3 separate regions of the Mus musculus genome follow, and regions 1 and 2 are each linked to region 3. A link is a loop called in an ENCODE intact Hi-C map of the cell type or tissue named here. Cell type or tissue: left cerebral cortex. All regions are shown on one strand. Links, peaks and the distances in the headings refer to the core of each region. The heading gives the core; the rest is flanking DNA. Region 1 overlaps Cacna1i (calcium channel, voltage-dependent, alpha 1I subunit). Region 2 overlaps Enthd1 (ENTH domain containing 1). Region 3 holds the start of A430088P11Rik (RIKEN cDNA A430088P11 gene).

What was found. Peaks named below come from ENCODE experiments on the same cell type or tissue, not always from the same donor. Only the 100,000 strongest peaks of a DNase experiment are listed, where the experiment ranks them.
Region 1: it touches region 3 in a loop (3-fold over the local background); 15 of 42 quality-filtered maps call a loop at or near these places.
Region 2: a loop joins it to region 3, with 2.5 times the contacts of the local background. A loop is called at or near these places in 6 of 42 quality-filtered maps.

Annotation. Positions count from the first base shown.
Region 1 is chr15:80,336,092-80,346,880 of GRCm38, reverse strand. It overlaps Cacna1i (calcium channel, voltage-dependent, alpha 1I subunit), which reads right to left. Exons shown (of 37, transcript NM_001044308.2): 5 at 10,149-10,246. Among named protein-coding and RNA genes, the nearest start is that of Gm31319, 52 kb to the right of the region's middle. In left cerebral cortex, for the core only: CTCF peaks have their summits at 2,237 (motif pointing left) and 6,323 (motif pointing left); a DNase peak (open chromatin) is centred at 6,321.
Region 2 is chr15:80,495,988-80,506,776 of GRCm38, reverse strand. The region is part of intron 4 of Enthd1 (ENTH domain containing 1); the gene reads left to right. Among named protein-coding and RNA genes, the nearest start is that of Gm23220, 43 kb to the right of the region's middle. In left cerebral cortex, for the core only: a CTCF peak has its summit at 5,655; DNase peaks (open chromatin) are centred at 5,488 and 6,156; H3K27ac peaks cover 545 bases.
Region 3 is chr15:80,690,228-80,701,016 of GRCm38, reverse strand. Fam83f (family with sequence similarity 83, member F) reads right to left here. Exons shown (of 5, transcript NM_145986.2): 3 at 10,363-10,484; 4 at 8,421-9,106; 5 at 592-2,067. The coding sequence ends at 2,027. It overlaps A430088P11Rik (RIKEN cDNA A430088P11 gene), which reads left to right and starts at 3,407. Exons shown (of 3, transcript NR_045310.1): 1 at 3,407-3,450; 2 at 3,974-4,373; 3 at 6,081-9,992. In left cerebral cortex, for the core only: a CTCF peak has its summit at 6,300 (motif pointing right); DNase peaks (open chromatin) are centred at 6,290 and 6,732; H3K4me3 peaks cover 295 bases; H3K27ac peaks cover 433 bases.

The DNA of each region.
Region 1 (10,789 bases), core at 1,798-9,797, 350 kb after region 3:
GGGAGGAAGGATGACAAATCAAAGGTTGGTGTCACTGTCACCAGCAGGTCTCAAAACAGCCACCGTCCTTGAGTGGCTCTGGGGTCTGGAAAGTGGCAATCCTAGAATCCACGCAAAGGCAGTGGATGAAGACCAGGCGCTGGACCAGACCACCTCAAGGAGGCAGCAGGCTCCTCTCCACGCGTGGCTCACTAACCAGCTCAACGCCAGCCCGGCTGCTCCTGGCTGCTCCCAGGGGTGGCCTTTATTGCTCAATTAATTACATTTCCCTTGTTCTCCAGGATATTGAAATTCTGAGCTGCCAGCTACTTTCCCTGAATGGCAGCCCCCTCCCTCTGCTTCTTTCCCACCCAGGGGCCCAGCCCCTCTCTCTGGGTTCCTCTCTCCAGGGCCTGGGGAATCCCGGGGCCACAGAGCCAAGGTGTAATTAGGAAACTAGGAATTTAGCACAAATTTAATTCATCCGTGGCTGCCCAGGGAATTGGGACCATGGGATTGGGAGTCAGGCCCCAAAGAGCCTAGCTGAGCCTTCTTTTACATACTTGGTACAGTAAGGTAGCCAAGACAGGTAGGATGTTGATGCTCTTTCTCTAGTACCCTGGCGCTAGGCGCATGAGGTCAAGGTAGGAAGGGGCAAAAGGCAGGGGCATAGACAGAGCCGTAGAAAGAAATGGAGATAGAGATGGGGAGATCAGGGGCAGGACAGGACCGAGGGACAGGGGGACAAAGGGACAGAGGCAAGAGTACATGCATGGAAGGAAGTACCACCTCCAGACTTCTCTATGTGCTCTATCTCTTCCTCCAAGCAGCCTTCCTGGGTTTCACCACACCTAGTCAAAAGTGCCCATCCTCTAGCCCAGCTGTCCCCTGACAGCCACCTTCTCTGAGGCTGGGCTTACTCTGGGGGCCTTCAGACTAGGTCAGGAGCCAGGTGGACCATGATGTCAATGGCCCCAAGAGTCTAGCTAAGGGCCTGTTCCCCAGCCAAGAAGGGACAGGGGACACAAGAAGGGACAGGGGACATTAGACCCACCCCTGGTGGCAGCCAGCACAGACCAAATGAAGAGGTCTAGGTTCTAGTCCCAGCTGGGCAGCAAGACATACCCCTCCCAGGGCCTCAGTAGCCTCACGTATAGGCAGGCAGGTCCCACTACACTAAGTACATACACTGCATACACACTACGCCTTCTCTTCGTCCTCTTCATCCTCCTCCTTTTCCTCCTCTTCTTCAACTCTGCCCACAGTCCATTCAAAACATCCCTATCAGGACAGCGCAGGGTCCACTCCCAGAGGCAGCCCTAGCCTGTACCACTGTATCCTCTGTACCACTGTATCCTCTGTACCATTGTATTCTCTGCAGACCCAGCTTCTTGCATCCCTCTGAGCCATCACACAGTCAGAAAGGCATCTCACTCCTTCTGTTCTCCTGGTCTGGGCTCTCCTCTTCTGGCCTCTGGGAATGGGCTGGTGTCTGACTTGAGCCCACTCTCCCTCTGTCACAGTACCTATGACCCTGAAGGACTCTTGTAGGTTCAGGGCTCCACTATCCTAAATGTAGCTTCTGACCCAGACAAGTCTGCACGCAAGGCTCACGTTCTCCAGTCCTGCCCCGGGGGCCGGCCCAGAGCAACAGCCCCTCAGGACACAACAGATTACAGAACAAAAGGGCCTCAAGAGATGCCTCACCAGTTGGGAACATGGCTGCTCTTCCAGAAGACAGGGTTTGATTCCCAGCACCCACACGGCAGCTCACGGTCATCTGTAACTCCAGTTCCGTGGGATCTGATACCCACTTCTGGCCTTTATGGGTATCTGGCACACACACGGAGCACGGGCATATATGCAAGCAAAACACCCATACAAACAAAAGGAACAAATAAAAATTTAAAGAGAGATTGAGAGGTGAATAGATGTTCCCTTCCACCGTGACTAAACAGGAAGCCTGTCACCACCATACGGGGCTCTGGGCCCCAGGGACTCATCAGCCTTACAAATCAAATCCGGTAAGGTCAGACGTGGTGAAGAATCTTTGTAATTCCTCCACTTAGGGCAGATGAAGGAGAGGGATTGCCTCAAGTTTGAGGCCAGTCTGAGCTACAGAAGACAACCTTGTCTCAAAAGATGGAGAGATGGCTCAGCAGTTAAGAGCCCTGAGTGAGCTCTTCCAGAGGTCCTGAGTTCAGTTCCCAGCAACCACACGGTGGCTCACAACCATCTGTAATGGGGTCTGGTGCCCTCTTCTGGTGTGTCTGAACAGAGCCATGGTGGTGTACTCATGTACATAAAATAAATCTTTTAAAAAGAAAAGATTTATTTTTAAAACCTAATTAATTAAAATAAAATAATAAAATGGAATTAAAAAACAAACAAACAAATTTCATGAAACAAAAGACATGAGAACAGCCTGAGTCTGTAGATCTGTCTGTCTGTCCGTATGTCACTAACTATAGAGGTGGGCAAGCCAGGAAAGGGGGGATGCCAGACGGAGTCGGGGAACCAGAAAAGCAAGAGTATGCTGAGCAGAGGCGGTGAAGAGTCATGTCTGCACTAATGAGCTTCAGGCAGCAAGAGAAGGCCAGACATAGAGAACAGAGCAGGCCACAGCAGAAGAGGCCGCTGAAAAACAGCTCACGAGATCCTGTGTGAATGCCCACTGAACACCATCACAGAGCCCACATCATATAGAGGACAGGCTGGTAGGCTCTGGGACCAGGAAGGCAGTGGTGGCCGTATAATGGCTGGGATGGGAGCCAGGAGGAATGGGCTCCCCATCCTATGCCCCACTGTTGAGGTTGCCCCAGCCACTTGAGGCCTACTTCATGGCTTGCCGGTATTTTGCCACTGGGTATTTTGTGTTTGATCCATCTGTCCCTGTGTGCCTTGCCTGTCCACACCTGCCACTGGGATGAGCTAAAGGAAGGAGCGCCAGGTCCAGATGATACAGAGTGGCGTGGAGACACGGGGAGGATCCGGGTGATCCTGAGAAGGAGGGATCAAGAGCTGTGGCATAGATGTGGGAGGAAGGGGATTGTCAGGGATAGCTTGAAGGTTTGGGGGGGTCACAGAGCATCCATCAGTGGAGACAGGAATCCATCTAGACATGAGTTTGAGGTCCCTGGTCATCCTTGTAGAGTTGCTTCATTGGGACTAAGAGTGTGGGGTTCAGGAGAGAAGAATCGGTTCAGGAGAGAAGAATCTGCTCTAGGAGTGTGATATGAGTAGTGACAGGGAGAGGGGGGGTCTTGATGGCATCAAAACTGGCACCATAATGGCAAATGCCAGGCAGGGAAGTAAATACCACATCTCCATCCCAATCCTAAGAGATGGAGATCCCAGAGCAGACCCTCGGCTGCCAGAGATCCTGAGAGGCCCCGTGGTGGCCATGGAGGAGACTGGCGCGAGAGGGAGATTCACTTCCTAGTAGGCGTTTCCTCCCCAGGCCCAAGGAGCTCCGCAGACAGGGGCTGTCAACCCAGATTAGCTCGGCCACTCTGCGAGGCTAACTCAAGCAGAAATCATGGGACATGTGCCAGCCTTAGCCGGGGCATGACCCACTTGCCGGGGGCAGGAGGGATGGCAGAGAAAGAGGCGTGCCCTGGCTGTGGCCTGGCCCCCAAGGCTGCATGCTTTCTGATCCAGCCAGGTTGGTGGAGGGCAGAGAGCAGCCAGGAGAGGAAAGTGCTGAGCTCAAGGAGAAGCCGTCTGCTGCCCTGTTGTTGCCAAGCCAACTAATCAGAGGCACAACAGGGGTCAGGGAGGCCGGGCCAGGAAGCAGACGGTCGGACTGCCAGGGTCACAATTACTGGCACCAGCCCAGCCTGGAAGTTTGAAGAGTCCCAGAGCACCCTGTCTTCTTCATTCCACAGGCCTTGAGTCCCTACACCAAAGCAGTAGTGCCCATGTCCTGGGGATGCTCTCAACCTACAGTGCCCCAAGCAACACTCATTCTCCCAAGGTGCTGTCACCCTCCTCTGTGAGGTCTCCTCAAAGCGTTTGCAGTGCCTTAGCCCTGACCCCTGGATGCTGACCCACCACCTGAGGCTCAGGTGTCAGCTGATGGTGAGGGGCTACAGATGAATCCTTGCTTTGACCCAGACCTGGCTCTGGCGTAAAGGACCCAGGCAATACTACTTCAGATGAAGAGCCATCAAGAGTCTTACTCCTACCCACTGTGTCCTGTCCAGCAACCTCCCAGGTTCCTAGAACACGATTCAGCCTTTGACCTGAACTGACTGCCCTGGCCCCACCCCCTAGCGTGTCCCACAATCCCTTTGGCTTCCCAGCAGACATCTGGCCAGATGTTCTCCACCCTACTCTTCAGAGAAGACAGCAGTTCTTGGCAGCAGTCCCTGCTTCATCTCTCCCACTCACTCTCTCTCCTCCTTTCTCCCTCCCTCCTGCAGGCCACAGGGACTATTTAACCCCCAGGAAGAGACAGTTCTGGTGGGGATCAAGGATAGGCATCCCTGGAACTCCGGATGTGCCAGGGAACATTTCACTCAAAGCATTCCTTCTGACTCAAGCCCAAGGAAGAAAACAAAATGTCCATGTCAGCTCTGTTCCACAATTTTTCTTTCTCCCAGACCCTGTCCCAAATAAACCTCCCTTGGTCCTTCCAGGAAAGATCCCTGGGTCTTCCTGTCCCTTTTCAACACAGCTGGCCTGACAGTGGATTCCTATCTGGATAGGAAAGGCCAAACCAGACCTGGGTACCAGGGCTGGTACCTTCCCCAAACTTGCCACTGCCCCTCACTTCAAGTCAGCACCCCAATTTCCAGTTATAAAGTGGACGCCACACAATCCTAACATCCCATCGTTGGTTAGAAGAGGGAGTGACATAGCCCTGTGAGACTGTGATGGAGTCGGCCAAAGTGCTTGATGAACTCCAGCCACTTATCAATAAACCCGACGTGAGCCACCCACTCCCACCATGTTCCTTTGTCTTCAGATAATCCCAAAAGGGACCAGAGTTAACTGTAGCAATCGCCATGTTGTCCCGTGGTCAGAATGACGTGGTGCTCGTGGAGGTGGATGGTGGGTAATAACACAAGCAGTCAGGTACAGGGAATGGTGAGAGGTGAGTCCTCACCCCTCACAACGTGCAGTTCCCTGCCCTGCCACACCAGCTCCAGATACATCAGCAGGATGCTCCGTCTTCAGGAATACCCGCCCACACCCTGAGCCCTCTGAGTCCTTGATGGACTCTTCTAAAACCAACCTCTGCAAAGATGTCCCTGAGTCCCCACATCTTCAACCCAAAACCTGCCCTTTACTGCTCACACCTGACCTTCTGCAGGAAGTTCTTCATGCATACTATGCCACTGCGGCCACGCAACAGGACGGAGATCAGTAATATCAACTCCGCTTTCTAGTTGGAGGATTCTAAGACAAGAGGGAGCGGGGCTTGCTGGGATCCCAGAACAGGTGAGCTGAATTAGAACCTTGGGCTGACCTGTAGCTCAGAGCTCCCTGCTGCAACATAACACTGCTCCCACTCCATCCATTCTGTATAGACAACTCAGACCAACCCAGGGTTCCCTGTGATAGAGCTGGTGACGCTAAGCCCAGGCACAACTCAACCCCCTGGAGTTTGCTCAGAGTCCTCCAAGCAGACATCCTTTTAACAGCTTAGCTTGGAGTGCAACAGCCGGCTAGATGCAGCACGGGCTGGCTCCATGCTCTCTAGTGACTGCCCAAGTTTCTAACTGGAGGAAGTCAAACGTTTCAATTTGAAAGGACTCAACCAATGGGGCTCAGGAAAACACTGTGATAACGCAGGGCTGGGGGTATAGACAGAGGCAGACCCAGCAGGGGACACAGCCTTACAGATAATCCAGTCCCATCATGCCAAGGCACAGAGAGGAGGAGTAACTAATAGCAGATTGAGCAGTAAAAAAACAGAACTCAGACCCTGCCTCTCTTCTCGACCTTCTCCCTTCCTCTGTCTCCTGCCCCTTATCCACTAAAGGCCGGAGCTAAGGACGAAGCTGCAGGGGTGGGCTGGATGGACATACTTTGAGAGTTTCTATAACAAGAGCCCTGGCTTCTGGGACCCCTTCCTATACTATACGAAGCGGAGAGCCACATAGCCAATCCAACCTCTCCTCTGCTCTGTGCCAGTAGAGAGACCGAGGCCCATGTCGCAACAAAGTGGAGAACAGGACTTGCACTCTCTGGCCCCTAGTTGGGTCTTTCTGGACAATCATGTTAAGACTCTATCCTACACTGCATTTTTTTAAGATTCAGGTCACCCTGACTCCTTGATTTCCCAATTAATCACTGATAATTTGACTGTCCAGAGCTGGCTCTCTAGCTTGCCATCTAGTGGTGAAACAGAGAGCTGCAGGCTACTGCTGAACACATCCCAAGGCAGACACAGCTGAAGAGCCCAGGCCCCCTGTCAGGTCACTCATTACCTAGTGACTCCTAGTGGAAGACAGGACAACCAAGGACAAAAGAGCCTCTCCCTCAGAATCGGGGGCTGAGTTGTTGGACTTCAGGGATCTCCATTTTCTAACTGTCCTGTACTCTTGGGGTTTAGTTACTAAAGAAGGTACGTTTAAGCTGGGAAGTGGGGAGGTATGCCTTTGATCCCAGCACCTGGGAAGCCTGATCTACAGAGTGAGTTCCAGGACAGATCAGGCTATGTAGAGATCCTGTCAGAGAAGGAGGAAGGGGGGACGGGGAAGGGGAGGGAGGAGGAGGAGAAGGAGGAAGAAGAGGGAGGAGGAGGGGAAAAGGAAGAGGAAGAAGGGGGAGGAGGAAGAGGGGACGGGGAAGAAGAGGAAGAAGGGAAGAAGAGGAAGGAGGAGGAGGAGGAGAAGAAGAGGAGGAAGAAGAGGAGGAGGAAGAAGAAGAGGAGGAGGAAGAGGAAGAATCATTTATCCTAAGGTCTTTTCAATGGAATGTAGTTGCTCTCTCCATCTGAAGATATTTTGGATCCTGGGGATTCTCAGCATCTCCACAATGCTGAGCTCTGAGAAAGGGAGAGAGGTGACCGTCAGCTAAGAGGGCATCTGAGGATTCCCAGGGGCGCCATTAGCTGATAGAGGTCCTGAGGCAAGGCTTGGAGCCTCCCTTGGCTATCTGTGTCCAGAGCTTCGATAATTGGAACGTACAGGAGCAGTGGGACGCTAGGCTCAGGACTGACCCCTGCCCTCCTCCAGAGAACAGGCAAGCTGGTGCGTGGGACAGGGAGAGACCGCCTCAGTCCCAAAGTCACTTAACAAGCTCTGTATGTAGCCAGCCAGGGATCTGGGGAACCTGATAGAGTGGCCAGGGTTCATATACGTGTTCATGAGTGACAGACACCATGACATGGCACACATGCATTTTACACACATATACACATATACACATTCACATGTGTGCACATGTGTTTTCCTATAAAAACACATATAGATCTCTATATCCACACACCTGTCCAGAAACCATCTAGCAGGAGAAAGACCCACACCCTGCAAGTCTGTCCAGTCCCTTTGGGCCTACGCCCATGCACTAACATCACTTCATATGGCTGTGGCACGCTTGTTGGAGCCCGGGCTGGCCTGACGGAGACCATGATGTAAGATCCTGTATAAATGCCCTTGTGGAGAATGCTCTGTCACATGCCCCTCACCTCCAAAGTGACCCGGCCTGTAGGCTCCATTCCAGGAACACGACTGGAGATGAAGGCAGCCACCCCAGCCATCCCCAGGACAGAAATAGAAGCAATACAGATGGAGCAATAAGAGATGGGCCCATGCTCTATGCTCTAGGTACTGAATCTCTCTTAGTGGCTCAGAGCTAGTGCCAATGACTCTCAGACTTGAGCTGGCTCCGGAGTACCTCCTCTGTCTCTCTGCCCTGCCCCACCTTAGCCATTGCTTCCCTGAGATACCAGAGCAGCTTCAGTGACCAGCTCCCCCCACACTCCTGACATGGCCATGTCTGAAACACTGCCCTGTTGACCTTTCCAGTCACTCCAGTCTCAACCCCACTTCCTGATCTTCATCTGGCCCCTGAAGCAGCCTGTATCTGAGATTCCCCAATAGTCAGAGGCTGGTGACTTCTAGACTTTTGCTCCGGCCACGCCCCACTCCTCTTTGTCTCCATTGTACCTAATCCCCGGGTTTCCAGGGTCTCTGCTCAGATGCTCTCCCCAACCCTGCATCCTGAGCTTTACTGGACCCAAGGCACCACTCTCTGTGCCTTAGCATCTCTGTGGTTCCTCATGGGAGGATGGATCAATGTTTACCGAGCATGCGGGTCTCACGTGTGTTTGAGGGGTTCCTTCCACAGCTCTAGGCACTGAATGGCTGAAATCCTCCATGTGTTGGGATGAGGAGATGGCTCAGTGGGTAAAGGGCTCGCCTCACATGCATGAGGACCAGAGTTCCAGTCACCAGGATCCAAGGTAAAGGCCAGGTTATCCTAGGGGCCTGCCGGTAATTACAGCCCTCGGAAGGCAGAAACAGAGTAAACTAGCTAGCCACGGTAGCCGTGTCACTGAACTCTGGGCTCAATGAAGAAACTGAGCCTCAAAGAGTGGTGTAGACAGTGTTCAAGGGTGATTTCTTACATCAACCTCATGCCTCTATGCAACTGGGAACATATGCAAACACGCACATGCAAATGCACATACACACATGCATGTGAAAGAAAGAACATCTCCTGGCCTTCTCAAATAGACCTAAAAGTCCCAAGCCTATGTCCCTACCTCTTCCCACTCCTAACATAGGGCGGTGGAGGAGGCATCCTACATCTGCTACTCTCTAGCAGTGCATCTTAGAGGAGGGAACCATGTCTTTGAAACTGTTTCTTCATCCCTCCCAAATAAGAATAGTCCAGATCCCTCCCTGGTAAAGGCAAGGCTCAAACATCAAGGGAATACAGTCTAGGAAATGCAGAGCAGACCTCAGGGCTTGTGGGTTCAAGGCAAGCTCTCAATGTAAGGTGGGTATGAGGTAGATAGACAGGTGGGGAGGTGGGGAGGTGGATGGATAACTAGGTGGACAGGTGGGAAAGTGGGGTGAATGGGTAGATGAGCAGATAGATAGATAGATAGGTAGATTGATAGGTAAATGTGTGAGTGAACAAGTAGTAAATGAGACAGACAGACAGATGAGTAGATAGATGGGAGGATGGACAGATGGATGGAAGGACAGGTAAGTAGATGCTTGAGTGGATGGATACAAGAACACATGCATAGAACGGTGAGTGAATGAGATCCATGAACAGGTGAGTGGGTAGGTGTTAGGTGTGCTGTGCGAAGGTCATCTTTGTATTATTCAATCTTTAATTCTGTACTGACAGGGAGCTGAGTTCTGTCCAGATTTTGGTATTGTTATTTTTATGGTGTGCCGCCTGCCACAGTAAACATACACCTTCCTCACACGCTGATTGGTTTAATCAGCCAATAGCTGTGCAGGAACAGGAAAGGGAAGGTGGGGTTTCCAGTCTGGGAGAAGAATCTAGGGGGTAAGATTCGCCAGCGGGACACAGAGGAGGTCGGATGTACCGGGAGAGAGATTGAGAGAGAGGTTAACGGGCTACATAGTGTGATGTGGTTAAGAATAATAGGGTTAATCAAGTTAGATGAGCTAGCTGGGAGGTCATCTAAGCTAAAACAAAATTAGTCTCTGTCATTATTCATCTGCTGACGGGTCCAAGATGTCTGGCGATACATAGGTGTGTGTGGATGGGTGGATGGACAGACAAGTGTGTGGATGTGTGGGAAGGAAGGTGGCAAAGGCATAAATAGTCCTGTGTGTGAGTAGGTGACAGACTCAAAGTCTAAGCCTGCCAGAACTGACTTCCCAATGGTGCACTAAACTCGTCCTACCTAGGCTAATCACATTCTTTTCTTACACAGGCCCCCTCTGACAGCCTATGGAGACCACACCCAAGTTACCTTTTACCCCAGAACAGTTGGGCTTCCCAAGTGCTGAAACACAAGTAAACTGAGAACTCAGAGGCATCAAGACCTACCCACCCACCCCCAGCACCTCTGGGTCCCACGTGCTTGCCCATGAGTTCAATGGGAGCAAAGTGACATTGTCCAGCGCCATGAGGATGGTTCTGGCCATGGAAGGAACTGATCTGTCTTCTCTGAATGAGATAATGGGTCAAGCTGGGCGGGTGGTGATGGGTAAGCAGGGAGGACTCACTGGGAACACGGTTGATGGCTTTGAGAGGCCTCAGGACACGCACAGTGCGGATGGCTGACAGGTTGATGTTCTGTAGGTCCAGAGAGTACTCGACCATCCTATGGAGAAAGGAGAAAGTGAGGGACAGCATAGAAGAGACACAGGACCAGGTCCCAAGCTGGGGCCACCCAGCCACCCACAGTCCCTAGAAGAGTAAGGAAAGGACCAAAACCCAGCTGTGATGTTCCCCTGAGCCCAGTCTTCTCTGTAAGCAAGGTTAGCAAAAGCAAGACCCCACCTGTCACAGCGACTTAGCAGGTATAGTCCAAGGCAGGAATGGAAGGAACAGAGACAGGTCCCTACTGTTGAGCCAGCACCATGCCAGGTGGCTGTCACCTTCTAGACCCTAGCCATTTGACCTGTATCAGTCCCACTTCCAAAACTTCCCTTCCAATTCAGATGCATGGCCATCAAATTAAACCTGAAGAAGTGAGGGACTGCAGGGTGGTGCCACACTGAAACTGGGTGTCACTAACATCGAAAATGTATTATAAAGCCTCCATCACAGAGAAGGGCCTAAGAGGGGCCCACCACAGCTGGCGCCAAAGCCCCAGTAAGAAAGCAAGATATGACAGATGACGCTAAGGACTTAGGTCATCTCA
Region 2 (10,789 bases), core at 1,312-9,311, 190 kb after region 3:
AAGAGAAAAAGGAGAAGAGAGGAGGGGAGGGGAGGGGAGGGGAGAAGAGAAGAGAAGAGAAGAGAAGAGAAGAGAAGAGAAGAGAAGAGAAGAGAAGAGAAGAGAAGAGAGAACAAAGGAAGGATAGGAAGGAAGGAAGGAAGGAAGGAAGGAAGGAAGGAAGGAAGGAAGGAAGGAAGGAAGATTGGCTTCTTTGAGGTTGTAACCTGCCTTGAAAGTTCTTCTCATGCCTGGATCACTCCTTTCTTCTGAGTGTGGAATAAGATATCTCAGTTTAGTATTTTCCCTCTGGAAGCCACCTTGGTCGGTTTTGGTTCTGCAGTATAAAGTAAGCAGGCAAGGTAGGCTTTTGTTTGAATATATATTTCCCCTCTAACACTTTGACACAAGTGGAATAGAGTATAGATGAGAATCAGAGACCACCCTGAAGAGAGGCTTCAGAACATGCTACATGAGGAAATGCCTCCCTGGGGTTCTTAGCCAGAACCCATGTCAGGTAGAGGGTGCTTCCTGTTATTTTTAATATATGTGCATGTGGTGTGTGTGTGTGTGTGTGTGTGTGTGTGTGTGTGTGTGTGTGTGTGTGTGTGTGGTATATGTGGTGTGTGTGTGTGTGTGTGTGTGTGTGTGTGTGGTATGTGTTTGTATGGTGTGTGTGTGTTCATATATGGGCATATATGTACAAGTATATGTACCTCTCATATGTGGAAGAGGTTTGATGCCAGGTGTCTTTCTCAGTGGGTGTCCACTTTTTTTTTCTTTTACTGAGGCAGGTTCTCTCCCTGAACCCAGAGCTCCCCAATTCCTAGTCTTGTTAGCCTACTTGCCCTGGGATGTGGTCTCTGCCACCTGAGTGTTAGCATTACAGGCAGGCTCCATGCCTACCCTGCTTCTATTTGCAGCAAGCACTTTATCCCCTGAGCCATCTCTCCAGACCCTTTTCCTATTTTTAAGCCCTTCTTTTCTCCAGCCTTTCCCCGGCTTGCTAAAATGCAGATCCTAGCATTTCACTTCCCAGCTCCACAACTGTCAACAGCTCTCTGCTGCCAGGGAGATAAGTCTAAGTTTTTCATATTGTCATATGAAATTTCCATAGTTTGATCCCAGCTGATCGTTCAGGTCCCCTTACCCCAAGCAGCCAGTACTCACAGGCTCTGTGACATCCCGTGTGTAGTCCCTTCTCTTTAGACTGTCTTTGTTCCATGGTAACATGCTGATCTAACTTTTGTGATGTAAATACCATTTATTATGTTCATGGATTCTCTGGGTCAGGAATTAGGACAAGACACAGTGGGAATGGCTTGCCTCTCCCATGATGGATAGACCTCTGAGCCTCAGCTGAGGAGCTCAAAGGCCAGGCCAGGGATCTTCTGAAGGCCTGCTCCTTCTGGTGTCTGGCTGTTGCTGCTGGCTATCCACTGGGGCGCCTCAGTTCCTCTCCACATGAGCCCATTTAAGAGGCCTTTCCACGTGGGCTAGTGAGAGCTTCCTCACAGCATGGTGGCTGGGTTCCCAGGGTGAGCATCTTCTGTCCAAGCAGAGAGCAGAGAGCCAGCAGAAGCTGTGTAATCAATCTCAGAAGCCAGGCCATTGTGCTTCCTGTGTGTTCTCTTCATCCAGCCAATCACAAAGTCCTGCCCAAGCCCAGGAGACAGGGGAGCAGAGCCGACCCCCCCACCTCTCCGTTGAGGGCCATACCTCATTGAAAGAAAAAGGCACTGGAATGAGATGCACATTGATATGCGCCAGGATGTGTGTTTAGAAAATGTCAATCAACGTTCAGCTTTCTATCAAATTATAAACATTTGACAAAATCCTATTCAAATAGCAAGGTCCAATGAAAATGTCACAGCAGTTAGAAATTCTTTCTGTGTGCTAAGGTCTCATTTCAGTATGGTCTCGTGTGACTTCCCCATACCTCTGTTACAGAATTTTAAAATTTGCTATATAATTTATATAAATTATACTTGCTTTATAATTACATGAGTTAATGAGTGTATTCATTCATTGAAACCCTTGGAACACTGGAAATAAAAGCATTCCACATCCTGACTGTCTCTTTCGCAACACCGTCCTCCCCACAGGATTAACAGTTAGTAATTTGGTGGGTATTTTCTAGACCTTTCTCTGTGTGTTTGTACATTATGTACTTTGAATTATATACAGCTAACTTTATTTTGCTTTGGAACATTATTCTATATTTTTCCTGAAACTATGTGAAGTTTAAGAATACTACTGTGTGGTGGGGTGGGGTGGGGGGCGGTGGTTAGAAAGATTGCTCAGTGTTAAAAGCACTTGCTTTTCTAAGACCAGAGTTCAGTACACACACACACACACACACACACACACACACACACATACACAACCACTTGAGTTTTTGTCACTAGGCAGAGATTTTTCCTAATCTCCTGTAATATCTGAGTATATAGCTTATTCATACCCTGCTGGTTGGCATGTTGGTGTTGGATATATTTTACTCATAGCTTTGGTGAATAGCCTTGTTCACATACATGTGTGTTCTTCAGGCCGGACTGTTAGAGATGGCTTCCCTCAGCTGTACTGAGTGCCCATTTTCATGCTCGTCTTTGCTCCCAATGAGCTCCTCTAACACCAGTGCCGGCTTGAGCTTGCAGCACAGGAGAGCACCCATCTCTTCATGCCCTCACCAACACTTGATATTGTCAAGCCTTATATTTTTATCACTTGTATGAAAGTTGCATTACATAGCTGGTATAATTGGAATATCTCCACATATTGATTGGATGTTTTTATTTCCTCCTCTGTGGCTTGCCTATTTATATAATTAACCCATTTGTCTTGTGTATTGTTTGTTGTTCATTTGAATTGATTTTGTAGAGTTACATATATATGCACATATAATTTGTGTTGCAAATCACTTCTAGGCTGTGACTTGTCTTTCAGCTTTCTCAGTGATGTGTTCAGAGAAGTTTAAGGATTCTTTCCTTCATAGTTTTGTGAGTTTGTGTTTCACAGGGTGAAAAGCAGCCATCAAATTAGAGATGTGGCTCAGTTAGTAGAGTGCTGGCTATGCAAGTGTAAGGACTTGAACCTGGGTTCAGATCCCCAGGGCCTATAAAAAGCCTGGCACAAAATAGACTATCTAATATAGTCCCCAAGGAGGCATGAGAAGCCCGCTTTGGAGTTGTTGGTCAGGGTTGTCCAAGAGAACCTAAAACACAAAACATTACAGTCTTTTCTGTTGTCCTTGGTTGCCCCCAAGAGGTAGAAGGTAAGTCCCTGTTCCTGAAGACACCATGCACTTCAGACACATGGGGCCCAGAGGACTTGAGCTGGATCTGACCTGCAAGCCTCCTCCTGAAGGTCTAGTTTTCATGGCCAGAAGGTGGCATGCAGCTCGCAAGGAGGGAGACAACCAACAGTGCTACCCAGCCATGTTACCTACGGACCGCATCAACAACCGGCATGGCACAGTGATACTAAGGGTGCAGCAGTGACCTGCATCCTGTGACAGGAACCAACAGTTTTCTCATTGGGTGTAAGGCCCTCTCATCAAGAAGGAAACTGTGCCTGGCTCTGGAAACCTAGCCAACTACTCAAGGGTACTGAGGTCATGGATCTTGGAGGAGAGCCTACAACTGTCATTTTAATAAAAGAGCATAGTCCTTATCTAAATTAGAAATATTTGCCTTCATATTTACAGATTAGTCCTCACCCTTCATCAAAGAAATGTCTCTTTGTCACATAGGGAAACCATTGCTGAACCACAGCCAATTGAAATGCAGAGTTGTAAAGCCCAGTCCTACTGATATATCTGCAACTCAACTCCTGCACCTTAGGCTCAGGAGTCATAACAGAAGAAGGATCAGCAAGACCGTACAAGCCAGAGAAGCAGGATGTTTGCTGAGAGATGATGCCTTCTAGTAGATCAGAAGATATTCTACACCCATGAAGTCGCACTAGCATGGCTGCCTAAACAAGATCTGAATGTAGACAATACCAAGAGGCATGCTAATGTGGAAAGGAGAGCACTCAGGGAGCCTCAGCCCTAGACAGAGAACCACAGGCAAGCAAGGAGTGCAGGGGAGTGGTCTTCCTCAGGGACGAGTCCCTAATTAGTTATTCAACGCCACGTGGTCAACCCTGGAAACATGCATACGAGTAACATTATACAGACTGATCGGGTTGTATGTATGTATTTAGAAGTAAGTGTGTGTGTGTGTGTGTGTGTGTGTGTGTGTGTGTGTGTACAATTAAAGAAAAGAGGCCATGCATTTGGAAGGGAACAAGGCAGGGGAAGTGGTACATGGCAGTGACTGGAGGGAGAAAGGGGAAGGCAGAAATATAATTATATTAAAATCATAAAATTAAATTATTTGATAGAAAAAAATGGTATGATGCATGTATTCTTATAATCATAGCTTTAGGGAAAGGAGACAGAGACAGGGACCCCTAAAGCTCATTGGCCGGCCAGTCCAGCCTGATGATGGTGCTTGCTGCCAAGCCTGACAGGCTGGGGTTTGCTCCTGGAGTCCACACATGGAAGAAGAGAGTGGTCTTGCACAAGTTGTCCTCTGAGCTCCACACACATGCCAGGGTGCTCAAGGGCATGTGTTGTTCTAAGTATTAAAAATCATATAAAAATATAAAAGTAAAGGTGGTGAGAGATTGAGGAAAGACACCAGATGTCAACCCCAGTCGTCCACACACAAGGGAATGAGCCCAACATGCGCACACTACACATATACACAACACTAAACACACACTCTAAGACTGGTTCCCCAAGCTCATAGGATGTCTTCACCCTGCTATATTTTCATGGCTTGAGTTACATCATCCATCTTGGTGTCTGTGAGAGGTTGCAGACAACAGCTTGGCCGGCCACTTCCTCTCAGAGTGCTTATAGCTTAGTCCACTTCACCCATTCTCCGGATGGCGTGGCCGAGGTGGGGCACTCGCATGCTCATATGTACTCGCCTGTGCGTGTGCATGAGGAGTCTGAGTCCTATACTCGCTAGATTCCTCTAGCTTTGCTATTTTTTTTTTAAATGAAATAAGGTCTCTCATTTAACTTGGAGCTTGTCATTGTGGTTAGTCTGGCTGGCCAGCGAGCCCCTGTGGTGACAGACATATGTGGTGACAGCAGGCTTTTATGTGGGTATGGGATCCGAACTCATGTCCTCAAGCTTACATGCCAAGCATTTCCCCACTGAAGCATCTCCTCAGCACCTCAGGGATGGATTGGTCAAGATTGAAGAATCTTGAAGTGAGTCTGGAACCTGCCCTGGCAGTGAGTTTAACGGTTCTTCCCGATTACCTCAGTTTGTGCAGTGACCACGACTAAACTAACACACCTTAGGGCTGTTCCCGTGGATGACGATGGCACTCTTACTATTACATAAACGATGGCAAAGTGACACTATTCCTCCCCGCTAGAACAAGGCAGGCTTTTATTTCTGTCTCTGTGATTTGATGCAGATTTCAAAACACATTTTTCTGCGTTTCTGTCCAGCTCTCTAACTTACCCTGTCAACAGATGGCTCTGATTTCCATGTTCTGATTTTGGCAACTTCAGCCCATGGCAAAAATAAAATAAGAAAGCTATTCTGGCCAGGCCTTCCGTTCTGCTCATTGTCCTGCCTTCCGTCCCAGTTATAGCTTTTCCTTATCACCTGGTGGTGGACCCTCAGCCTTACACCTCTGTATGTGGCAATCACCCTTCACTGCTGCATTGTGTTTCCCTGTAGATGCACTCTGTCATTGGCACTGTGTGTCACGTTTGTTGGTTGTTTTGTTTTGTTTTTAATTGCACGCAGGGCTTGTACGAACTCATATAACTTGTCCAAGACTGCTAGATGTCATGGACAAGAAATTCCCAAGCCAGTTATTTGTAAGTTAGATATGGGCTCCTTGAAAACGCCTAACCATGCCAGATTGTTTTCTAAAGACCTAGTCTCTATAAGTTTCCCCCCAGCCCTGATCTTGTCACATTTGAAAAGCTGCTGAGGTAACGGGTGAGATGGTCTCCTGCTTGTTCTACACTGTTTTTTTTTTTTTTTTTTGAATGGAGCCGAGTGTGTTTGCAAGTGTGGAAACCTTCCACACGCTGACTCACCGGGGCTTCCCTGTGTGAAGCATCTGCATGTATCTCTTGGCCACTTTTCTGCTTGCTTGTTTGTGTGTTTCCTAATTGGTCTGTAGGAGTCTGTGTCCGGGTGGGCGGCTGAGCCCGCCATCTCCTGTGTGGTTGCAGCTCCCTGTGCTCTTTACGCTGCAGATGGAGGCCTTGCAGAACACTAGCTCAGAGTTTTAATGAGGCGGAGTGTTAGTCTGTATGATCCCGGCATTTGTGTCTTCTCTGATTTGGGACATTTCTTCCTTGTCCTGAGAGCATGCGCGTAACACTATATGGGCCCAAGTTTTAAAACTAGTTTGCTTTTCACAAATAAAACAATACACAGTTGATGGTGGTGTGTAATTGAATTAGGCATCCAGTTTTTCTCCATAGAAATCATTAATTGAAAAGTCTGTCCGTTCCCCCAGTGACCTGCAGGGCCACCCGTTTTCTAAAGCATGGTTCACATGCATACAGTGTGCTCCTGGGCTCTATTTGGAGCCATCAGGTATGTGAAGTCAGCTGTACAGCAAACAGTTTCCATTACACTATGTTTATAACCGCTCTTGGTGGGCTTTCCTTCAGCAGCAGGGACTGTCCACCCCTCCACTCTCCTGCACCAAAGTTTGGCAAGTTCCTTAAAAATCCCACTGGAGTTTTGATGGGCACAGAATTGAATCTTTAAGTCAATTTAGAAGAAATGACGTCTTTATAATAGCAATGCATCTCATTGCCTTAATCCTTACCTTCTGTATTTATACTTTTCACAGACAGGTGTCTTGTGATCTTGGCTAGATTTGGTCCCTTGTGCTTAATGTGCATGTACTTTCAGTGCAAGATGGTACACTTATGAAATTTCAACTTAAGGTCTAAAACTTCACTTCAGATTTGGAATTTCGGTCTTTTCTGGGATAGCAATCTGCCACGTATTTGGCCGTGGTACTGGCTGGAGGCTGAGAGCCGAGTCCTCAGTCAGCCCTGTGGTCTTATGGGGCTCTCTCTCCAAGGTGCTCTGCAGGGTTCTAAGAGGGCAGCTGAGCTCGGCATATTCCTGCACTGTCAGTTTGCTCTGTGGTCAGTTGACAACAGCTTGATCAGGTCTGCCTCATGGGGCTTGGCTCGAGTCTTGAGACATACCTTTGTTTTCATGGCTACTCCAAGAAGCTTCATTTGATACATTTCATTTTCTGTTTGTTGATGGTGCAGATGAGTGGAATTATTATTTTTTGTATATTGATTATACCCTTAAACTCTTAGCAGTTTCCCTGATTTATGGATAGATCCTTCTGAGCATCTCATGTTGGAAACCACATCATCTGTAAATAATGGCAGACTTAGTTCTTCACTGGCAAACTCTGAAACTCTTGTGTTTGGCTCTCCCATCCCTGCCCCCCCCCCCCACACACACACTCCACACACAGCTGGGTAACAGCACGGCCAAGGCTTCTGAGACCTGGTTCATACCTACAAGAGGTTGGTGTCAACCCCAATTCATCGGAGACATTCGCTGTGCACTGTACACTGTAGATCCCCATTGTCAATTTATCAGCAGTTTTTTTTATCAAGACTATATTTCAGATTTTCTCCACTTAGCATCTATTTTGATACCTACAGATTTCTCTCTTTTAGACTATCAATTTTCATAAATTATTGATTTCTAAATATTAAAGCAACCTTGAATTTCAGAGAGAACCCTCAATTGGCCTGGCAAATTCCCTTTTCTGCTTATTTCTGGATTTGGTTTAGCAGTGTTTTGTTCAGGAGCTAAGCACGCATGTCTCGAGTGGCATTAGGCTGATCTTCTCTCAGCTTCTCTTCGTTGTGTTATGATCCTGGAGGTGTTTTCTTTTTACCTCCTGGATGGAGCTGTGCAGTGCTGCAAGGCGAGGCGCTGAGAGGCACAAGGGGAGACCTGTAAACATTCTGACAGTGTGCTCTGTCCTCAAGCCTACAGGCAGGCAGGGATGGCTCTCCCATATGGATCCCACCTTGCTGGATTGGAAGATGTCCATGTGAACCCACCTTGCTCTGCACCTCACTTGGGGCACGGCGTTATCCTCCAGTCTAAGCAGTTTGGGTAGTAGTGTTCATGGTCAGGAGAGCACCCTTCATGGTAAAGAGATCACCCTATGAGGGAAAGTTTCTGTCACTGCAGCCTCATCTGCAGGGCAGTTCAAAGTCTTAGCATCCCTGTTTCTCAGCCACAGCCCACTGAGCAACACAGCCCAGCCAGCAGCCATTGCCTCTGACTGAACAGAGCATTCCCCAGCTGATGTGGGAGTGCCTGTTCCACAGTGGATGTCTTCTGGCACGCCTGTGTTCATAGGGACATGAGTGTCCTCGCTTCAAGTACATGTCCTCAGGGTTCCGTCTACCAACCTTCTTGTTGGTAAGAGAACAAATGTCTGACCACAAAACAACAAGTAACCGAGTCCCCCCAACAAAACAATCTTCTTATCTTATCCTTTCCAAGCCCCTGGTGAGGACCCTGCAGCCACTGCTCATGCATTCCTGTTGATGCTTCTCCACATCTTGCCTTTCTCCTTGCTTCATATGAAGATCTTCTTCCTGCAGTTCTGTCTATGGGAAGAGTTTTCCTGTTTAAGTTCAGGGGCATTATGAGTGGGGCTGTAATTGGTCCCTTCACTTCTGAGCAGTGTTATGCAGGCTTCCTTAGAAACTAGTCCCGTCCTTGTCTGAGATGGTTTGTATATGCTTGGCTCAGCACTTTTAGGAGGTGTGGCCCTGTTGGGATAGGCGTGTCACTGTGGCCGTGGGTTTAAGTTCCTCATTTTAGCTGCCTGGAAGTCAGTATTCTACTAGCAGCCTTCAGATGAAGATGTAGAACTCTCAGTTCCTCCTGCACCATGCCTGCCTGGATGCTGCCATGCTCCCACCTTGATGATAATGGACTGAATCTCTGAACCTGTAAGCCAGCCCCAATTAAATGTTGTCCTTCTAAGAGTTGCCTTGGTCATGGTGTCTGTTCACAGCAGTAACACCCTAGTTAAGACGTTGGTCCCTCCCCATAGCTGCAGTGCTCTCCATGAATCTGTGGGGGTAGGCTGAGGGAGCTGCAGTTGTGGTGTGGCATCTCTGCCACCAGCCTGTGGTGCTTTCACGGGCTCTGAGCTGGCGTGACTTATGTCATGTGCACCAATCTAATTTGCCAGTGGAATGCTGCTGTGTGCATCTAGCTTTGTGCTCCACGGATCAGATAACAGTCATTTGTTGGGGGGGACACGGTTACTTGTTGTTTTGTGGTCAGACATTTGTTCTCTTATCAGGGCCCCATCATAAGCCAAGAGTTGTTTTTCAAGTAGACAGTAATAATAGGCAGAAAGCATGGCCTTGCACCAGTGCTATCGAGGCCAGCCCTGTGGTTTTCTTCCAGGGCCTGTAAGAGGTTCTATGCCTGTCTGCCTGAGGCACTTGCACTTGGCTGGCTAGCAGATTGTAGTGGCACTATTGGGGCTCCAGATACCAGTGTCCCTTCAGAGCAACTACACATAAGATAGGGGAACGTGTATATTTCCCTTTCTATGACAGCTGTAAATGTCTCCCGGTGCCTCTAGAGAAGGCTGTGTGTGTGTGTGTGTGTGTGTGTGTGTGTGTGTGTGCATGTGAGTATTCACACCTAGCCCTATTCATGCAACATAGTATCACACTTTCATCTCACCGTGTCTTTATAGATGCAGGGAGGCCTTCTTGGATATTAAGCATCCCCAGCCCCCAGCCACCACTAATGGAGCCTTTCTCTTCCCCGTGAGTGTTCTCTGTAATACTTCTCAGCATCTGGCATGCTGCATAGCTTATGAGCCTATCTAAAGGCATGTGACCCTCAGGTGTCACAGTGACCCCGCCACTAGTACAGCACCAGGTTTGGACCCCGCTATTAGTCAATTCTAAATGCGTGTGTTGCTTTTCCAGGCTGTGTGAAATTTGCATGTTCTCTTCATGACCAGGCTCATTTCTTAGTGCCTTTTGTTTGAGGGCAGTCATCATGTTCCTTCATTTCTTCCATGAATGTCCATTATGCCAATCATCAGAGCATAGCAAAGCATGTCTGAGATTATGAACTGGTGGTAGAATACAGAATGTTATCAGCATAGTAACTATGTAATGTGGTTGGTATAAGAAATCCAATTAAACTCATTTAGAACTCACCTTTTCTTCCTTTTATTCAAAAATATGAGAATGGATGACATGAATTAAACAATAAAAGGCTTTCATTGAAGTGAGTGAATAGACAGAAGGAACCCAACTACCTGAGTGAAGACAAGGCTAGTAACTGCTTCACATGGAGGACTTGCAGGGTAGGAGTGGTCTCAATATACTGGGTTCATGTATGAAATTATCAGAGAATATACAATAAAATTTATAGTCAATATAAATATACAATAAAATTCAGAAATGCTGAGCAGTTCTGGCTTCTGAACTGTTTATGAATTTTTAGCTGAAGAAGTGATCCAACATAAGTCATTTTGATGAATGCATACATTTTTAAAATGTCATGCAAGCCCCATTGACAGTTCCAATAGGGAGAATCAAGTTCAATGTAAACTAAGTTGACATACTTATTAGAATGGCTATAATCTCCTAGGGGTGCAAGTCCCAGGCTGACTATTTGAATGAAACACATGGCTGTGGGTTTATTATCAAGAGAGGATACATTATCCACTGCACAAAAATTAT
Region 3 (10,789 bases), core at 1,560-9,559:
AGGTCTCTGTGTGGCTATTTGGGGAAAAGCTGGGGGTTAAGAAATAATTGCCACCTATCAATTTTCAGAATTTATATATAGAGTATTAATAATCTATAATTGGCACCCAAAGAGGCACCATTTGTAAATGTTTAGTCCGGTTCTTCCTCTCAGCTCCATGCTCCCAGAAATAAGACTCAGACTCAAAATATATTTGTAAATACCCTGGCCATATAGCTAGCTAGGCTTTACTCTTATTACATCATAAATTATCCCATTTATTTTAACCTACATTCTCCCACGTGGCTGGTTATCTGTGCTTAGGTACCATGTGTCTGTCTCATCACATCTTCCCTGGTACCTCTCCTGTGCCTGGCTCTGTCCCAGAATTCTTTCTGCCTCCTGGATGTCCTACCTCCTATCATTTTCTATAGGTTTTTTTAGTTGGCAGGTGACACATCCATCCATACACTACATTCTCTCTACATCGTTCCCCATGGTTGAAGTATCTTGTATCCCACATCTTCAAGGTGACCACCACAGTAGAGGCTTCCCACATCACCCAGGCCTCCCTGCCACTCCTCCAGAATAAGCACACACCACACTGCCAGCCTTGTATCAGGAAGCACTTACCAGAAGTGTTTAATCCTCACAAAGGCTTGGGAAGCCACGGTGGGGCTAACCTTGGGGTGGACAGAGGGGACTATGGACTGAGGCCATCCATTATTTTCCTTCTCCCTCCCCACCAGCAGGGAGGCCAGATACAGGAACAGGCCGCCACGTGTTGCCCACTGTAGTCCACAATGCCTCCTCCCTGCCTCTCACCGGCTGCCTCTGCAGATGCCCCTGTCCCTCCCTGGTACTAGTGGTGCCCAAGGTCTTTTCAGAAAGGAAAGAGAGAAGATCTTGGCTTGGAGGCCTAGAAGGGCTTCATTGTGGCCTTCTGCCCCTCTGTCATTCTGCCTGTTCAGGAGGGTTGACCAGAGTCTACAGTCGGAGATGTCTATGTCACACTCACTCTCCCTCAGCCTGGACAGGTCACTGTAAGGGGAGGTGGCTGCTTGTCCTGGAACTTAAGCCAACCTGACTTAGAGAAACGGAGGCTTCTGAGAACAGCTTGCAATTCTGAAAGAGGCTATGGCTAGTCTTTGGCTGAAGTTTCATGAAGGAAGCCCTAGTGGGTAATGGGGGGTGGGCTGGGAGGAACCACAAATGTTCATGTCCTGAGGGCCCATCCTCCTCCCACCCTCCACAGGGTCTGTAAACAAAAGCCTACTGAAAGGAGCAGGCCCGAGAAAGGCACTCTACAAGCTCTAGCTTTCAACAGCACCATCCAGGGAATCCCAGGGCACTCAGGCAGGCTACAGTGTAGAAAGGAAAGGGGTTCTTTGCCAGCACTGTCAGATCCTGCCACAGGCTGGAGGGAGGCAGAAGTATTCCTATCCCCACCACAATTCCAGTAGCAGACTAGTTCAGGAGCCATCAGAAATGAGCGTCTGAAGACCATAATAGACAATATTCCAGCCATTCCAGCTGCATAGTCCACCTGGAGCAAGACTGGCTCAGAGTCCCACCTTCTTCCATTTTTCCCACCAACCTCTGGGATATGGAGAACTAGACAGCACCAGATGTCCAAGAAGAAGGCAAAGTGGCTGGGGCTGCTTTGGACATTCTGTCCTACCAAGGCAGAAAGAATGGCCCTTGTCCCACCCGAGGACCTGTAAGGAGGGCTGGCCCAGTGGAGGACAGGTTGGCAACAAGGAAAGCAGACACTAGGCAGGCGTCTACTTCATGTAAACAAGGTAGCGGTGTTTCTTGTCAGGCCACCGCGGTCTGCTGCAGCCATGCGACGGTTTAGATGCTGAGAAGAGATTCAGACTCTGCTGTTTGGAATTCCAGCACTAAGACTGGAATGGAGGCTACAGGGTAGGAGGCCTGCTGAGGGTCTGATGTGTGACCTAGTACAGGGAAGAGGCCATGTTCTTCTCCTCAGCATAGGACCGGATGGGTGGGCATCTGCAGGTCCTGCCCACCAATGCACTGCAGCTCAGGAGATCACACAGTTGCTGGCCTTGGTGATTCCTTTACCTGTGGAGACAGTGCAGACATGAAGGGCATAAGTAACAAGTCCAACCTTGAACCATCCATACTATGAGTTTGGTGTTCAGGGCTAATACCTCCACGCTGCTGATCTGGAGTCCAGGGCAACAGGGAACCCAGGAAAGCAAACATACATTGGTGACCTCACCATGATCACAGGATCCCCATGATTGGAGACATCAAGTGATCTATGTCTTCTGACCAAAAAAGACAGGGACTCTAGAGTCAGATACCAATGACTTAAAGATTCCTGTCACTAGCAGCTAAATGTTGTAGGCAGCTTCAAGCTCTCAAAGCGAAATCAAAGGCAGTCACAGGGATCCTCACAGGAGGGTATGGGGGTAGCAAGGATGAGAGCCACAACTATTTGCCTTACTGCAGGGCTGAAGCAAGTAGTAGCCCTGTTCCTCATTGGTCAGAGCCAGGCCCTGGCCTTCCAGTCCAGCCTCCTGTCTGTCTGCCACTCAGCCATTCTATAGCTAAGTTATAGAAGTGCCTGGGGAGGGCCAGCTGTCCCAGTGTGCAGGGTGGTCACAGTGCCATGGGGTGACCCAGGGAGATAATGGAACAGCATAGGCCCTGAGGTTGGGAGAGCTGCCTTTCTCTAGAGCGCCCCCTTCTCCCCTCTCCAGCCTTTCTACCTCCCTCATAATCCTAGGAAAAGGCCCCGGCAGTTTTCATGGTTGAACCCTGCTCTGAACTCTGGGGAAGGGGAGCTGAGAGGCAGCCCTGACACCCCAGCTAGCCCTGGAGGCAGAGTCCACTTCCTCAGATGCCTGCTGGCTGCTTTTCCCAGGTGGAAGCCACTGTGTTACTTCCTGCCTATTCCTCCATTACACAATAAAGACAATCTCCCCGCTCACACCACCCTCTGTATCACTTCAACTGTGAATTTAATTAAGGTGACACTGCCTCTTGTGAGTTGTAGTAGCAGGCGAGGCACTGGGCAGAGCCTAGGCTAGGCAGGGCTGCTTCAGCCCCTTTGTGAATCCCTATGCCTTTTGAAGGCCACACTGCCCAGGTCTGCTGTCTTTGCTCCACTAGACACTGCCTCACTGGGGCGATAATGAACTCACACCTCAGGACCTACTGCAAAAAAACTGCCTGAGCCCCTCCCTCCTGGGTGTCCCATAGACTCAGGCAGATGACTGCCCAGGGGGAGGTAGAACAGGAAACCAGCAGCCTTGTGTGGTGCTGCTGAGGGCTGCGTCTGTGAAAGTCATTAAATTCTACCACCCTGAGCCCCTTGCTGCAGCAGCAACAGCGGATGCGCAGTTCCCACTTCCTTTCCTCAGCGGCTTTTTCTGTTTGTTTTGGCCCAGCAAGCAGATACCCAGTACATCTCCAGAGGCAGTAGCATTTTGAAGACAGGTAAGCAAAATCAATCTCTGGATCCAGAAATGAGGCAGGAGTGTGCCAAGGGCACAGGGGCACTGATGGAGCCTGTGCCCTGCCAGCTCCTTCCCAGAGAAACTAGTCTTTTTTTTTTTTTTTTTTTTTTTTGGTTTTTCGAGACAGGGTTTCTCTGTATAGCCTTGGCTGTCCTAGAACTCACTTTGTAGACCAGGCCGGCCTCGAACTCAGAAACCCACCTGCCTCTGCCTCCTGAGTGCTGGGATTAAAGGTGTGTGCCACCACTGCCCGGCTGAGAAGCTAGTCTTGAGCAGGACCTGACCCTTTGGTTTACTGGGTTTGGATGGCAGCCTGATGAAATCCCTCAGGGTTCACTGCCATGACTCTGACAGAGAAACAGGCTTGAGGGAAAATCATTTGTGTCCCATCATTCCTTCCATGTTCATTTTACTAGGAGACTGCCAAGGGCAGGCGCCTCAGACCCATGCAGATTAATGTGGAAGAATTACACCAGCCAACCAAAGTATTTCTTTTTATAAAGTATGTCGGCAGGGTAGTGAATGACCCAAAGACGACTTACGGGAGAAAGCCAAGCTACAAGGAGGATTAGTACTGTTGAGGAGTGGTGGTGCACACCTTCAATCCCAGCACTCGGCAAGCAGAGGCAGGTGGATCACTGAGTTCAAGGCCAGCCTGGTCTACAGAGCGAGTTCCAGGACAACACCCTGTCTCAAACAAACCAACCAAACCAAAAAACTAAACCAACCCAAAAGAGGATCTTCATCCTGCAGCCTACGAAGAGATGAGGGGCATGCAAGCTGGCGAGCAGGAGGACTGGGAGTACCACAGCCTGGGGCACATGGATGACAGCCAGCTGGAAGGTGCCTCAGGAGAGGGGTGGTGGCAGCAACACGGAAAGTCACCACAGCACTGCGCTGACAGTAAGTCCCCTCTTTTTATAACTTTTAGGGCGTCACATTCTTTATCTGGAACATTCTTCCTCTGGTGTCCATGTGTCCATCTGAGGCTCTGCTCCAGTGTTCCTTAACCAGTGAGGCATACCCTGGACACCTGTATAGCAGTGACAACACTCCCTGCCTTCAACTGTCCCTAAGGTAATGGCACCACAAGTAAGGGCTTTAGTTCATTCCACTCCCTGCTCAATTTAGAACAGTGCCCCACAGAGCAAATGCTTCGAAACAAGTAGGCAATGGCTAGATATTTGGAGTTCAGACCAGTACAAGCAGCGCTGAGTGAAGCACGCTTACCTAGCACCTTACTGAAAGAGTAACCATGGCCCAAGCAGCCTCAGAGGAACTGGGAGGGCAGCACAGCTGAGCTGGAGGAACGATTCAGCAGCTAAAGACACTGTTGCTCGTTCAGAGGACCTGAGCTCCGTTCACAGCACCACATGGCGGGTCACAAACACCTGTAACTCCAGTTACAGGGGACACAGTGCCTCCTTTTGAACCATAAAGGCAGCGGGCATGCATACAGTGCACATATATACATGCAGACGAGATACTCATACACATAAAATGAAGTAAATTATACATGTGTGAACAGTACAGCTACCTCCTCTGGAGCAGAGTTAGCTTACCTCGGCCTCTCTGCTGGTCATAGGCCAGAATAATCAGACCTGACTACAGGTTCCACATGCCAGCTGAGGTCTGAGCCATGCTCCTCAGAAGCAACACTTGACTGATATTCCCAAGAATGAGGTCACAGACCCTCGGCCCTGGAAGCACTTTCCCACCAGTCCACCCTGATGAGGACTCAGATTTCCAGGAAGGACATCAAAGATGTCCTGCAGCTGCTTTGAGGAATCTAGGAGAGAGACTATGCTGCCCCTCCCTCACAGCCTGTCTGGGGACACAGGGATTGGCCCTACTGGAGTGCAAGGATCCCGTTCATGGGGTACCACCATCAGGGAAACACTTGGGAAACCACCTGAGTTCTGAGTGACAGAATTTCACACTATATCTCTTTAACACTTGAAAACCACTCTTCATTTCCAATTGATCCCCTAGGGGTTCCCTCCTAGGAGGGAACTCCCTCCTCAAACCTAGCAACTCCCAAAGATAGAGCTTGGCCTAAGTCTCCTGCATTGGTGTTGATCTGAAGACCCCCATGTGTAGGAGAGCTCTGGGGGAAACCAAGGTTCCTATTCAAAATGCAGATATCTACATTCAGTGCTTCATGCGCTGCTAATGAATCTGTTACCATGTGGTCTAACCAGGAAAAGGTCTTCTTCCACTGAAGCCCCGGAGCCAGCATAGTCTAAGCTAACAACAGCGAGAGTATTCATGCGTTGGAGACACTAGAATCCACTATTTTGCTACATGAATTTCTTTGATACTGGCATTCCCGTGCCTTGCTTCTGATTTAATTCACTGTTTAATGTTAAAGACTTGCAGTGGGGATTGGCTAAAAGATGAACTGGATCCTCACGGCAATAGCTGTGATAAAAGCTTTGGTTTCCAAAGCTTATTTATCAGTCAGCATCACCAGCATTCCACATTTGCTGAACGCCATCAGTCCCTTAGTTTTTACCTCTATGGAGAATGTCATCCAGAGAATGGTGGATTTATTTGGCTTAATCCTGTTTCATACTGTTTCCTTCTTTCTTTTTTTTTTTTTAACTGCAGATTTCTGAGCACAGCCCAGCAGTTCAGACTCTGTTCACAGGATTTCTAAACAAGGATGCCCCTGGCTGTGCCGTCCTGAGACTACGAAATCTCTGTCCCAGAGAGCCTGTATAGGTGCAGGTGGTGGCAAGTGGCCTGGAAGGCAGCAGCTAATAGCAGTGCAGGAGCAAGGCTTAGAGAAAAAGAAAAACTGCAAAGGACAACCAGCTTCAGCCACTAGAGGGGGCTCTGGGTCTTCAAACCGCCAGGCTGATTCCATTATGCACCCCCCGCCCCCCAGCCCCAAAGGAGGCAATTCTGTGAGATTCTCCCCAGGGCCACACCTGGGTTTGCAAAAATTTGCATGCTGTTTGACAACTATATACTTCTTATCAAGCAATTTTACAGGCTGTCAGCTCTCGGCTTTTCCTATCTCTCTCTTTCGCCCACCCTGTCATCCACCCACGTTCTCTGACAAGAGGGTGCAGAGACAGATAGGACAGTCAGCATCAACTCAAAGGGACCTCAGAAGCCCTCCCCAGCTTACCCCTCCTCCTCCAGAAGAGGAGACAGCCCGGGAGAGGGGAGGGCAGCGATTGTGCCACCACTGTCTGTTGTCGCTTGCATGCTCCCTGTGGGAAGGGGATTCCCTCCCTGGATGGATTCCTTCTCTGAGGAAGAAGCTGAAGTGGTTCCAATCCAACCCAGGCTCCAGCTCCCCCAGGGCTGGGCCCATGCTGTGCTGTGAGGTGTGTGTGTAGTCAGCTGCTCAGCTGCTGCCACCCTGAAGAAGGGAACTGGAGGTTCCGCAGCCTGGGGTTGGGGGGTAGAGAGGGGTTAGGAAGAGCCTTTGGGAGGAGAAACTCTGTGTCTCAACTCTGCCTTTGAGCAAGAATGAAGCAGGGGCCAGAGGTCTTTAGAGCGCTGGGACTTCAGGGACTTGATGAGGGTGGCAGTGTGTGTGTGTGTGTGTGTGTGTGTGTGTGTGTGTGTGTGTGTGTGTATGCGCACGCTACCTCTATGTTCTTCCCAAGGCTGAAGCTGGACACTTCAGACTTTCCTATGAGTGTCAGCCACTCTCACTCAGCCCTTCTGCTCAGAGCTCCCAAAGGCGCACAATGGGGTCTGCTTGTTGGCTCCAGAGCACCATGTACAAATGCTCGGAGATAGGAGGCAGTGGCAAACGCTAACTGCCCAAGTCATCTAAGCTGGGGAATCTGACAGGAGAGGCAGCAGGAAGGGACAGACAATGGGCTTTGGGTTTCTATGGAAACAGCACCTCAGGGTGAGGGGCAAGGGAAGAGAGCTTCCATCTCACTTCCAGTCAGGAGTTGGGAAACAGCCCCTTTGTGGTTGGCCTCACCCCCTCCTCTTTCTTGCCAGGTGTTCACCATGGCAACCCTCCTTCCAAATAAGAGGCACAGCACATCAGCATCTGGTGCTGGGGAGCTAGGGAAGCCCAAGGGGAATGGGAATGAGAGACCAAGCACTCCTCCTTGACAGGAAGAGGTCCAGGCCTGGCTTTGAGGCAGGCTTATAGTCATTTCCCATGTTCCCCCAGTTTCCACCTGCATCTTGCCTCAGTGGTCATGAGGGTGAAGCGAAGGAAAGTGCCCTTGCAGAACCTGGCCTGCCTTGCTGCTCAGGGAGCGCGGACCCACTAGAGGCAGGGGAAAAGGGAGAGGTGTCCTGGTGCTCATCCTGTGTCACATTCTGCTTTGTCTGGTGTCATCACCAGACTCCTGAAAGATGATAATGGAGACTGCTCCAGAGAGAAAAAAGACAGGGCTTCAAGGAGATCCCAGATCGATGGTTAGAAACGTTGTCACCACATCAACAATCTCTCCCAGAGGGCAAATCCACTTTTCAAATAGACATGGGGGAAAACAGTTCTACATATTACCACAGACACTGGGAGGCTGGGTCAGGGCATTGGTGGGACCAGGTAAAGGTGGGATATGTCTGGTTTGGTTAGATCCTGATGACAGCAAGGAACAAGGTGGCCAGAAAGAGCCCTAGACTCTGTTTATTTATAATAGAAAAGCTTGTCCTGTTTCCTTCCTTTACTGTGTTCCAGTGAAGGTGATCTGAAAACATGGAGGTAAGAGTCCTCAAGGGCCGTCCAGACCCACTGCTGTGCTCAACACTAAGCAAACCACACATCACTCTTCCCTCAGAGACCAGGATCTGAAACTGTGACCTGCAGACTTGCCCAGGGTCCCCAGGTTCAATGAGACAGACCAGGACTGGGGGGAGGCCCTTCTGACCCAGGAGAGCCTTCCTGCTTCCTGCCAGCAAACTGTACCCTGTGTCTGGGAGGCAGACAGCCCATAAGGGCCATGTGTGCGGCCAGGAGCTCACCTGATATGTTGGCATTGGAACCCTCATTGTGCCTCTTTCCCAGAGGAAACTCCACATCGGCAAACGTCTCAGTGGAGGGGGAGCTGGCCATGCTGCTGGGCACTGCAGGCCTCTTCACTCGACGGCTGAAGAGCCTGCTGCTGAAGCGTTTGCCCTCCTTGGCTGGGGTGGCCTCCCCATTGGCAGCTTCTCCCTTGCCATTCTGGGGCAGTGCCTCTCGGGACCTGTGCTTCGCGTCTGTGTGTGCATGAGAGACCGGTCTGCCATTGGTAGGTCTCTGCAATCTTGGGGAAATGGGCTCCACAGTGGGCAATATCTGCTCTACTGTGACCAGGTCATTCAGAAAGCTCTCCAGACGCCGGGCAGACTCACCACCGCCACTGCCCTCCTCCTGCCCCTCTACGTTGCCACCAGCTTCTCGCTGCTGCCGGGCCGCCCAGCGCATCATCTCTCCTGGAGGACGGCGGGTGCCTGCCACCAATGCGTACTTGGGGTTGATAAGCTTTCGAGCTACCGTGGAGGAGTAGTTGAGGCCAATCCTGCCTGCCAGGCCCAGGTGCTGGTGCAAGTTCACTTCCTCCGAGATGGCATACAGCTCCCGGAACTCTATGTCAAAGGGCTCCATGTTCTGTCCTGTCAGGAGCAAGAGGAGATTCCTGTCCACATAGGAGGAGCTCCAGGTAAAGCTGGGGACAGAAAAGCAGAGACATGGATGGGCCCGGACCTCTCTCTCCAGTGCCCTACCAGTAGCTCCTTCACTGCCAGCCTCAGCCTGCCCCGTGGGCACACTGCCTGATGTTTGGAGAAAGGTGCCCCTTGCCCTCACACTGGACCACTCTCCTTCCACCAGGCCAGATTCTCCTTTCCTTTCCATTGGGGCTTGAGAAGTCAGACCTAGAGGCACATCTTTACAGTGGGGCTTATAGGACCTAAGGTAGAACACGCCACAGGAAGTGTTCTTAACTCAAGACTTTGAGGCTCAAATGAAATAGCCAGCTAAATACCTGGCACTGATGCATGCAATGCATGGGAACTAAACTGCACCACTGCCAGCCTGCTGCTGACCGTTCCCAGAGCGTACAGTGCCTGCAAAACTCTTACTTTAACTGCAGGAGAGGACTCAGATCACTTACTCATGGCTACAATATACTCAAGACTCACCTTGACTTTGACTTTTTCAGAGGAAAGAGATGACTCAGATACAGGTTCTCATGCACCTGGTACTTTGCCTTTCTAGTCAAATTCTGGGGTCATCTCTCTGTGCTCCATCTATAGCAGTGTGAATGAAAATGGCCCCCATAGCCTCATCTGTTTGAACGCTTAGTCCCCAGTTGGAGGACCATGGCCTTCTTGCTGGAGGCGTGCCACTGTGGATGGGATTTGAAGTTTCAGAAACCCATGTCATTCCCCGTCAGCTTTCTTTGCCATGTGCGTGTGGATAAGATGTAAGCTCTCAGCTGCTGCTCCAGCGCCACACCTGCCTGCCTGCTGCCATGCTCCCTGCTATGATGATCATGGACTCTAACCCTCTGGATCCATGACCCCCCAAACTAAAGCTTTCTTTTAAGTCGCCTTGGTCATGGTGTTTGGTCACAGGAATAGAAAAGTAACTAAGACAACATCTTATATCCTTTCCCAGATCTTGTCCTCTCTACTTCCTGCTTATCCCACCCCAAAACCACCTTCAAAGTACAATGGGCTGCCAGAGGACCGTGACAAGCTGGCATTGTTTAATGCCTAGGAAGAGCTGGTCCTCTGTCTGGAATAACTAATCTGTCAACAGAAAGTCTTAGGAAAGGAACTGGGCAGGAGGCTTTTGCGATCAGGACACAGACAATGACTCTTAAAAATCATACCCATGGAAGCTCCAGGCTAGCATACTCCTGAACAATTTCCATGAATACAGGTCCCCTGGGCCCTCCCCTGAGCTGGCCCAACATACCTGAAAGAGCCGGTAGCTACTTTGTCCCCATCGACCATCAGGAACTTTGATGAGAGAGTCCCCTTGATCTTCCCCATGGGCATGTAGAACCCAATTCCTGTCACAGAGCGGACACGGATGTTCTGTTGAGAAGAGGAGAAAGACATAGTGCCCTGTTTTGGGAGACCTCGAGGCTCTGTATCAAGGCCTTGCTTTGGGAGAGGTCCACAGACCCTTACTGCTGCCTGAGTCTTTCCAAAATTCTCTGCTTGCTTTAGCTTTACATATTTTACTTTGTACAAGAGAGTTCTTGCTTAAAGTTCCCCCCGAAGAGCTGCAGCCTTATGTTGAACCTGACAGTGAAGTCAATGGTTCTACAGACTGACCGGCCCGAGGCTGGGTCACAGCTGCCTCCTTCAGCCTCAGCAGCTCTAGGACAACATTTAGG